Regions from separate parts of the Homo sapiens genome. Here regions 1, 2 and 3 are each linked to region 4. The links are chromatin loops, found by intact Hi-C in ENCODE. Cell type or tissue: B cell. All regions are shown on one strand. Region 1 has its middle 2.6 kb from the start of RHEX. Region 2 overlaps MDM4 (MDM4 regulator of p53). Region 3 has its middle 3.3 kb from the start of LINC01353. Region 4 has its middle 34 kb from the start of NUAK2.

What was found. Hi-C counts contacts between places; a loop is a spot of excess contacts. Peaks named below come from ENCODE experiments on the same cell type or tissue, not always from the same donor. Only the 100,000 strongest peaks of a DNase experiment are listed, where the experiment ranks them.
Region 1: it touches region 4 in a loop (5-fold over the local background); 3 of 110 quality-filtered maps call a loop at or near these places.
Region 2: a loop joins it to region 4, with 9 times the contacts of the local background. A loop is called at or near these places in 3 of 110 quality-filtered maps.
Region 3: it touches region 4 in a loop (17-fold over the local background); 2 of 110 quality-filtered maps call a loop at or near these places.

The regions. Positions count from the first base shown.
Region 1 is chr1:206,049,358-206,051,857 of GRCh38, reverse strand. No RefSeq gene overlaps it. Among named protein-coding and RNA genes, the nearest start is that of RHEX, 2.6 kb to the left of the region's middle. RefSeq lists enhancers at 653-1,152, 2,307-2,376. In B cell, a CTCF peak has its summit at 1,149 (motif pointing left); DNase peaks (open chromatin) are centred at 907 and 2,427; H3K4me3 peaks cover 807 bases; H3K27ac peaks cover 2,500 bases.
Region 2 is chr1:204,520,017-204,522,516 of GRCh38, reverse strand. All of the region lies in intron 1 of MDM4 (MDM4 regulator of p53), which reads right to left. Among named protein-coding and RNA genes, the nearest start is that of MDM4, 4.9 kb to the right of the region's middle. In B cell, no CTCF peak of the experiment used is centred here; DNase peaks (open chromatin) are centred at 176 and 1,106; H3K4me3 peaks cover 1,799 bases; H3K27ac peaks cover 2,500 bases.
Region 3 is chr1:203,289,183-203,291,682 of GRCh38, reverse strand. No RefSeq gene overlaps it. Among named protein-coding and RNA genes, the nearest start is that of LINC01353, 3.3 kb to the right of the region's middle. RefSeq lists a silencer at 969-1,368 and an enhancer at 1,579-2,138. In B cell, no CTCF peak of the experiment used is centred here; DNase peaks (open chromatin) are centred at 92, 1,092 and 1,932; H3K4me3 peaks cover 2,237 bases; H3K27ac peaks cover 2,500 bases.
Region 4 is chr1:205,286,953-205,289,452 of GRCh38, reverse strand. No RefSeq gene overlaps it. Among named protein-coding and RNA genes, the nearest start is that of NUAK2, 34 kb to the left of the region's middle. In B cell, no CTCF peak of the experiment used is centred here; DNase peaks (open chromatin) are centred at 1,132, 1,732, 1,999 and 2,231; H3K4me3 peaks cover 1,157 bases; H3K27ac peaks cover 2,271 bases.

The DNA.
Region 1 (2,500 bases), 760 kb before region 4:
GTCCCCTTAGATAGAAGCAGAGTTTCTCAGAGGTATTTAGCAGCAGCTGGTGGACACAGGACTCAGGGAGCTGGCCCCCCTCTTCCCTTCCATGTCTTTCATTCCTGCATGGGAACCTGTCAGATGGGGAGATTGTTAAAATCTCACCACTGGAGGGGAGGGCCTCAAAGGCCATGGAGACAGCACCTCTCTCTTAGTGAAGGCATCTTCAGATAGAATTCAGCACAAATTCAAAGGTGGCTCCCCAGACCCTATCTGTCACATCGCCCTCTCATCTATTAGTATCTGAAGTCACCTTGATCATTTATTTGTTTACTTGATTATTGTCAGCCTCTCATCACATGAATGTGAGCTTCATAAGAACAGAGACCTTATCTGTTTTGGCCAACATTTCACCCCCAGTGTCTAGAAAGTGCCTCATGCAATGAATAGGTCCAATACATATTTCTTCAATAAATGAATGAATGAATGAATGCCAAAGACTCCTTCATAAAAGCCAGGGTCAACTGACCTCTGCCAGAATTTTGGAGAGCCTACACCACAGACTTTTGAACCTCTTAGCTGATGACAAATCTTTAGCCTTCGAAGCGGAAATTGATTTGAAAGAGCCCAAAGTACTCCGGTAAAGTAGGTGATGTTGAACTGGGTAATGTCAATTTCAGAAAAAGAGGACACGTGCCTGTGAAACACCAAGAGCAGTGTCCTGGGGTTGGGGAGGACACCTGCCTGGGTGTGGGTGGCCAAGGGGAAGAAGGAAGAGAAAGAGCAGGGGAAGATGCTGTCCCACAGCCACCACCACAGGTGTTCACCGGCCTCAGGCGCCAGCCCTGCTCAGGGTGAGAGGCGAAGAGGGAGGTGTGCTTAAGGCCAAATGAAAGAGGATCTGCCACCCTCTCCTCCCCCAACTCTTACCACATTCTAGCAAAGAGAGCTGCAGGAGCAGTCAGGAAATCCCCTAACAAGGCAAGCATTGGAACCAAGAGCCCAGGTGGCACGGATGAGTCACTTCACTTACTTGGACTCAGTTCCCCTATTTGTGAAATGAAGCAAGGATGAGAAGAGGAACAAGACGTGATCAAGAAAAAGGCAAATGTTTTCACAAGTGCCTGTCATTGCCCCCTTCTGTTGTCCCCTTCCACATGTCACCTGGTACATTGTACATTTCTTCTAACAATTGTGTTATTGGCCAGGAAATACAGAGAATTCTTTTAGAGAATAGGTTTTCTAAGTGTTAAAATTGTTTTTATTTTTAATTTTGTAAGGGGAGGACATCATCACCTTTTCAGTTTGGGACTTTTGAAGTGTTTGTTTCATTAGGTCACATTCAGATGGTTTTAGAATTCAAAAGGTACAAAAGGATAGTCCTGGAAAAGCTGCTCATCTGCTCTTGACCCCAGCCATCTAGTTCTCCTCCCTGGAGGAAACCAGCATGCCCAGTTTATTGTGTACGTTATGTGTACATGAGCAAACACACAGACACACAGAAACACACTCACCATACAGGCGTCTTCCTTACACATGACAGTGTACTACATACTTTGTTTTGCCTTTTGCTTTTTCACTTAATATATCTAGGAGTTAATTTATTATTAATACATACAGAACTTTCTCATTCCTTTCTTCCTCTTCAGAGTGTTCCGTTCTATGGTTGCTCACAGTTTATTTAACTGGTCATCTAGTAGTAAATTTAGATTGTTTCCACTTTTTACACTTGAAATGATGATGTAATTATTAAACTGCAACAAACATCATTTGCACAGGTGTAAATATGTGTGTAAAATTAGAGAAATGGCCATTAAAGTAGATCTGCCATCCCAGTTTTAGGAAGTCAGTATTCCTTTTTACAAATCCAAAATACAGTGTTACCCAATTTGACTACTCATATTATAATCCAGATTTCACTCTGGCTGTTTCCAAAAATCAAAGCACTCCTCAGAGAACAAAGATATGACATCACTGAGGATATTCAACAGAACTACCAATTTCTCTAAAGGCCGACCTCCAAGGAGAATCCAAACGCCTTCAGCAATAACAGCATCACTAGAGTGAGTATAGCATGTCCCTGGATGCTGATGATGGAGCGATAAACCCTCATGACACAGACATTTCCAAACAATTCAGGCAAAGTTTACTGAGTGCCAACTACATAGTCTGTTTAAAGCCCAGTCTGTCCTATTACACTGGTCTTTCAGTTTAAATAAATAAATAAATAAATATAAATAAATAAATAACCCAGTCTGTAAGGATGAATAGAAAAAGGCCTTGTCATCAAGAAACCAATGATCTAGGGAGCAGTTCTCAAAGTGTAGTCCAGGGACCCCCTGGGGGTTCCAGAGATCTTTTCAGAGGGTTCATGAGGTCAAAACCACTCTCTTAATAATACTAAGATACTAGTTGCCTTTTTCACTCTCAGTTTCTCTCAAGCATACAGTGGAGTTTCCCAAAGTCTATGTGACATGTGGTATGGCATGAGACTGAGTGCAAAGGCAGACCTGAGAAC
Region 2 (2,500 bases), 770 kb after region 4:
CTGAGACAGGAGAATCGCCTGAACTTGGGAAGCGGAGGTTGCAGTGAGCCGAGATCGTGCCACTGCACTACAGCCTGGTGACAGAGCAAGATTGTTTCAAAAAAAAAAAAAAAATTTAAAACCTGGCTTTTAATGGGTGGCTATTGATCTCATCACCTACTTCCTCATTTGCTTTTTTTGTGTGTGTGTGATGGAGTCTCACTCTGTCACTCAGGCTGGAGTGCAGTGGCACAATCACAGCTCACTGCAGCCTTTCAACCTCCTGGGCTCAAGCAGTCCTCCCACCTCAGCCTCCCAAGTAGTTGGGACTACAGGTGCATGCCACCATGCCCAGCTAATTTATTTTTTGTAGAGACGGGGTCTTGCTATGTTGCCCAGGCTGGTCTCAAACTCCTGGGCTCAAGTGATCCTCCTGCTTCAGCCTCCCAAAGTGCTGTAATCCCTGGGATTACAGGCATGGGCCACCACTCCTAGCCTGCCCTCTAATTCTTATCCTTCTTTTTGTCTATGCTCAAATGACAGTTTGTCAACAAGGCCTCATATGAACACCCATTTTTAAAACTAAAACTCCCAACCGCTTGTATTCCCTATCTCCTTCCCTGCTTTATTTTTCCCTACCAACCTTTTTACCAACCAAAACACTACATATTTTAATTATTTATTATGTAAAATATAAGCTACAAGTGGACAGGAATTTGTAACTGTCTATTTATACATTTCCAGTGTCTAAATCTGACAACTACATACATGGTAGAGCAACATGGTAGATAGAAACATTAATTATAATGTGCAGACCGTTTCCAAAAATGGCTCCCAATGAACCACGCTCCCTAACTGGCCCTATGACTTAATAAATAGAATGCAGCAGGTGATAATGTGACAATTCCAGGCCTGGCAGGCTCATGTTTTGTACTTTTGGAGGTGCTTGAAATCTGGCTACTCTACTGGAGACTACACAAAAAGGCTACAAGGAGAGGGAGGTGCAGTTGCCCAGCTGAGCCCAGACTCTTAGCCATACCCTCCAAAGCACCACACATCTTCCAGCCCCAGTTGCCACCTGACTACAACAAAGCACTTACTCAACGGTCTCGAGGTGTCCTTAAAAAAAAGAAAGAAAACAAAACAAAGCATCACACACGTTCCAGCCTCAGCTGCACCTGACTTAACAGCTGCATGACAAACCACAAAACCACAAGAACTATCCAACTCAGCCTATCATCCCACTGAATGAAAAATAAATAAAATGACTGTTTCAACTCACTAAGTTTTGGGGTGGTTTATTCCATAGCATTAGATAATTGAAACAAATGGTAAGGACTCATCAAGCCTATTATGTACCAGGCATACATATAAACCCATTTAATACCAAAACAGCCCTATTATGTAGCTATTATCCTTATTTTACAGATCAGGAAAGAGAAACAGAAGTTATTTGTCCAAGATCACCCAATGAGTAAGTTGTTGGAGTCAAGATTTCAAACTCAGACAAGCACTAACATCCCCGTTTAGCAGCATTTTTTCCCATTAGACCTCAAGTACACAGAATTAATCATAACTCTTTTATTCAAGACATATGCTGATTATTCATCCACACATGGCCCATTTTACTTATTTTTACCTTTTTATTTTCATAATTTTTTTGAGACAGGGTATTGTTCTGTCACCCAGGCTGGAGTACAGTGGCACAAACATAGCTCACTGCCACCTCGACCTCCTGGGCTCAAGTAATCCTCCCACCTCAGTCTCCTGATTATCTGGGACTACAGGCATGCGCCACCATTCCTGGCTAATTTTTTTATTTTTTGTAGAGACAGGATTTTGCTATGTTGCCCAGGCTAGTCTCAAACTCTTGGCCTCAAGTGATTCTCTCAACGAAAGTGTTGGGATTACAGGCATGAGCCACCACACCTGGCCTGGATTATTTTTAACGCAATAATCTTCCACAAACTAAGACTCTGATCATAACCTATATTTAACGATAATATCCCCCATCCCATTTTGCTGCCTTCCTGCAATAATAATCATCCTGAACCCTATTGTTTTCATTTCCCTTGCTTTCCTTTTTATACATTTTACTGCATCAAAATGGATTCCTAAAAAGTATTTTTAGTTTAGTTGCTCTTAATTATTAAAAAAAAAAAAAAGCAGGGATGTTGCATGTAATTTGGGAAATTTTGTTCCACTAACATAGATTAATTCCTACTGTCATATCAAAATTCATTTTTTTTTTTTTTTTTTTGAGATGGAGTCTCGCTCTGTCGCACAGGCTGGAGTGCAGTGGCGAGATCTCCCCTCACTGCAGGCTCCACCCCCCGGGGTTCATGCCATTCTTCTGCCTCAGCCTCCCGCGTAGCTGGGACTACAGGCGTCCACCACCTCGCCTGGCTAATTTTTTGTATTTTTAGTAGAGACGGGGTTTCACCATGTTAGCCAGGATGGTCTCGATCTCCTGACCTCGTGATCCGCCCGCCTCGGCCTCCCAAAGTGCTGGGATTACAGG
Region 3 (2,500 bases), 2.0 Mb after region 4:
AGCCACACTGCACAAACACGATTCACAATTAACCAAGGAGTTGGAGTGAAGGTGTCAGCAGGAAATAGCTTGTTGGGCCTGGGAGTTTTGAGCTGAGCTGGATTTGGAAGGAAAGAGTTCTTACTAGCAGCAACAGAAGACAGTCATGTGCTGCACAGTGTCCAGTACTGTGCGAGGCGTTTGCACGATGACCGCTCACCCGCGGTTCCCCTCCCTGCTGGAAGGATCATCTCCAGCATGCTCACCACTTGCTTACTAACAGAGGCCCCAGACAAACAGCTCGCCACAGTACACACAAGAGGCAAACTCCAGATGACTTTATTTACACAGCTTAAGCTTTTCAACAGGGTCAAAGGGCATTCTCACAGCACATGGGTGTGGCCCGGGAAAGGCAGGTTCTGGAGGGGGCTCCTGAACAGGTTCCTCCTCCCTGGCACCAAGTGACCACCTGTAAGTCTGAATAGCACTTTACAGCTTGCAAAGCTGTTTTACACCAAGCAGAACACTCATCTAGTCCTTACAAGGCTCGAGGGCAGTATCCTCCATATTTTATGGAGAAGGAAGCTGGGGCCTGAAGAATTATGAGACAAATTTAAGGCCCCAAGGCAGAGGCAAGGATGTCCTTTCTACCACCCAACAGTGGCCTAGCATCACAGCCTTCCGGCCGTAGACTTTGGGATGCAGAGCATTCAGGGACTATCAGAGTGCATCAGTGAAAGGCCACCTGGTCATCTGCATTTCAATCTAGCTCTGCACATTTCATGAGAAACCCAAAGAGGGAGGATGCAGAGCGACAGCGTCTGGGAAGGCTGCCCGCCTGGGCTCTGGCTCTTGAGAGGAGACAGGGAGGCTGGCCTCCCTTTTCCAAATGCGGGTCACCTTTGCCCCGGCCTGGGCATTGTTTGGGAGAGGAGAGCCTGGCCCTTGATGGCTGGCAGCTGTTGCCCTCCCCAAGAGCGCCCCTGCCCTGCCGGCCCCTCCGGAGTCTGTGCCCATATAAGGGAAGCACTTCCCGGCAGCTGAGGTAGAGGCTGTGACGCCCCCAGTCCACGTCAGCGGCCGGCGGGAGGCGGGAAAGCCCAGCAGAAAAACAAGTGACGCGGCGCGGGAGGGAGGCGGTGGGTGGCAGGTGGCGGGAGGGAGTGGCCGCGCCTGCCTCGTTAACCCCTGCCCAGGCAGCTGGAGCCAAGGACTGAGCGCAGCCAGCCAAGGTTGTGGGCTGTCTTTGCCCTTCTGTGTGAATGGGGGTGTGGAGTGGGGAAAGTCGGGGGCCAGGGGCTGCGCTGGTGACACCTGCCTGAGCACTTCTGTCCTGGGGTGGGTGCAGGTGTTTGTGCTCTGGAGGACCTGCTCTTTGGGCGTCCAAATGTGTTTCACAGCCTGTGCATTTTGCCTGGTGGTGTCAAGGACGCATATGACATGGACAGCCATGGTGTGTATTTTTACTGCAGAGCCCAGGGATTTTCCCATAGGTGTTTAAAGACAATCACATCTCCTATTGAAACTCAATCTCTTCTGTCCTGAAACAAGCAAATAAAAAGAAAAACTGGCATCTGTGTTTCCAGAGAATCCCAGAAAGTCTCAGAAGAGGCACTGCTGTAAGGCGACTGGCTTCTCATTAGCCAAGTGGCCTCCCCATGTCTTCCCCAGACCAGTCAAATAAAAAGGTCTGGCCTAGGGGCTGACGGAGAAGCAGCCTGAAAAACGAGGGTTTCCAGAGGCCTCCTGCCAGGCAGAGGCCAAGAAAAAAACAGAAAAGGAAGAGAAACTGCGATGAGAACTCAGGGCTCATCATGGAGCCTTCACTGTCCTGGGGCAGGTTGGGGGAGGCGCTCTGATTTCTGAGTCCAGCTGAGCACTCAGATAAAGCCTGTTGGAGTGCTGTTCTCAGAGGCCTGCCTCGTCTCGCCTGAAATTATGGGTGTGCGTGCCTGCCTGTGGTGGGTTGGGGAGTAAATTGGGTAGCTCAGCCTCCGGGGAAAGTCCCCAGGGCCTCCCAACCATCCCTTCACACCCACAGTGCTTAGCCACCCACATTCGCTCCTCTATCTAAGGTCTACTTCCTCTCTCTACTTCCCCTGGCCCAGTCTCTCCACGGTAGAGAGTTGTCTGGGGGGACAACTCACCCCATCCCCAAGCTCTGGGTGCTGTGATAGAGTGGGAGTTTGAGGCATGAAAAATAGCTAGTGGCCCTCCTTGGCAGGGCATTGGCCGAGGATGTGGCAAGTTTGCTTTGGCTGTGGGCACGGTCCCTGTCTCTGAGGCTTACCCTCACGGTGGCTGGTGAACATGGTTTTATGCCTGGGAATTTTAAAGGATGTGGGAGGGGCCTTCCTTCCTCAGGAGCCAGTGTCCTGGGACTGGATGATACCAAAGGTGTTGAAGAATAAAAACAATGGGGTAATGTTTGTGTTTCTGCCTGGACAGTACTGCATAGCGGTTATGGGTGGGCTTTGGGGTCAGATGGGACCTTAGCTCTGCCACTTGCTGGTAGGTCTTC
Region 4 (2,500 bases):
GGGATTACAGGCATAAGCCACTGCCCCTGGCCTTCTATTCATTGTTTATCTGAAATTCAAATTTAAATGGGTGTTCTGTGTTCTGTATTTTTACTTGCAAAATATGGCAACCCTAATAGCAGGAGAGATTTGGGTTAGTCAACAGGATGAACTTGGATCAGATATTGGGATTCTGACCCAGGGAAGGATGGAGAATCCCCTATTCTGGACAGCTTTAAAAAAGGAGAATGTGGGCCAAGTGTGGTGGCTCATGCCTGTAATCCCAGCACTTTGGGAGGCCAAGGCAGGCGGATCACCTGAGGTCAGGAGTTCAAGACCAGCCTGACCAACATGGAGAAACCCCGTCTCTACTAAAAATACAAAATTAGCCGGGTGTCGTGGTGTATGCCTGTAATCCCAGCTACTTGGGAGGCTGAGGTAGGAGAATCGCTTGAACCCAGAGGGCGGAGGTTGCGGTGAGCTGAGATCACACCATTGCACTCCAGCGTGGGCAACAAGAGCAAAACTCTGTCTGGAAAAAAAAAAAAAAGAAAAAAAAGGAGAATGTGGCCAGGTGCGGTGGCTCACACCTATAATCCCAGCACTTTGGGAGGCTGAGGTCAGGAGTTCAAGACCAGCCTGGCCAACATGGAGAAATACTGCCTCTACTAAAAATACAAAAATTAGCCAGGTATGGTGGCACATGCCTGTAATCCCAGCTACTCAGGAAGCTGAGACAGGAGAATCACTTGAAGCTGGGAGGCAGAGGTTGCAGCGAGCCAAGATCGTGCCACTGCACTGCACTCCAGCCTGGGCAGCAGAGTGAGACTCTACCTCAAAAAAAAAAACAAAAAAAAAAAGCAAAAAAAAAGAAAGGTGAATGTGTCTGAGGACTGAAGGGCAAGCCTCTAAATGCTTAGGGGTAGAGTTTATAGTCAGAGGGACCTTCCTGCAGCTGGGCCAGAGACTCACCCACCCTCTAGAAACCTCAGCAGCTGAGGATGAACAAAACCCACAGGAAGTGGTGGAAGTGAAACTTGGTGTCAGTGTTGTTGTTATTAAAAGGGGGAAGTGACACCGGGTGAGTGAAGGGTGGGTGGAGGTGAAGTCTCTATAGGCAGCGAGGTCATTCGGCAGCGCCCCCCTTCCTGCTCTGCTAAGAATAGTTACGGTTGTGATAGGGGTGTGGTTTGTCTGAGGCTGGGGGAATGAATCTCGCTTGATGTCTGGATGGGGCAGAGCAGAAGTAGCACTGGGGTGGTCAGAGCTTCAAGTCAGGTGGCAGCAAAACCTAAGAAGCATTTTTGGGTTTGGAAATAAACAAATAAGTGGCCTCAGAAGCAGCTCAGAGGAGAAGGATCCTGCCTTCCAGCTAAGAGAACTATAAGAGGGAAGCAGGGCCCATGACCATGACAGTCCCTCCTCTAGTCAGCTTGGGAAGCTCTGAGAAGCTCTTTCCATTAAGAGAGTCAGGGATGCTCCAGAAATCAGGCTGGCAGGGAGGCTGCAGTGCGTTTTTGTCTCTAGCACTTACTGAGCACTTACTGTGTGCTTGACATTGTGCCAGGCCCTGAGGCTCCAGAATTAAATACAGTGTGGTTCCTGCGCTCCAGAGGTTGGAAGTCCAGTGGAAGAGATATGCATCAAACTAATATAAATTCATGAATTCATTGTGATCAGAGGTAATAGTTGAAAGCCCAAGCAGCAGCCTACCTACTGTGAGCCTGAGCCCACCCCTCAGCAACTCCCCAGCCCTGGCCCAGGCTGCAAACCAACAGAGGCCGGAGTCACCCAGCTGCCTGCAGAGCAGTGCATCAAGTCAGGACCCTTTCTCTGCCCAGACGTCTTTGCCAACTGTTTGGAACAAAGGGAAATCATCTGGTTTGGGGAAAGACATAAGAATGACCGTTTTCTTTCCTAAACCTTCACCCTCTCCCATTTCGGCCTGAGAAAAGCTGTTAGATGCTTCTTCAGAGGGTTTCTAAGGGCCACAATTGCCTTCCACCTAAGAGGGAACAGGGTGGGGAGGGGTGGCAATGGCCTTCTTTGACCGCAGAGGTTTTGGATTTAGCCTGAAGTCACAGAACAACTGAAGCCAAGAGACAGTTCACCCTTTCTGGTGTCTAGAGCTTATTGAACAAATGTCCATTGACCCCCTATTGCTAGGGGCAGGGGTGAAATATTGAGTTGAGTCCAGGGCTCCAGCCTACTAGAGGCACAGTCTGTAGAGAAGTCAGATAATGACCAGGCGGTGCCTAAGCTGGATCTGAATCCAGGGCCTTTAGTCATCAGACACTGGACAGATTCTTCGTGGAGGGAGTTGGGCCTTGAAGGCTGAAGAGTTTTCTGGGTCAAGTACATGTTTAGGGAGCAAGAATTCCTTGGAAACTTAAAAACTGGTCTCCCATGGTCAAGTCTGGCTCCTGTATGTGAACATCATACACACAGAACATGGCTCTGTATCCTGACTCCTATGCACCCCCGGCCACATTGTATACTCCTGCTTGTATGCTCCTGGCCA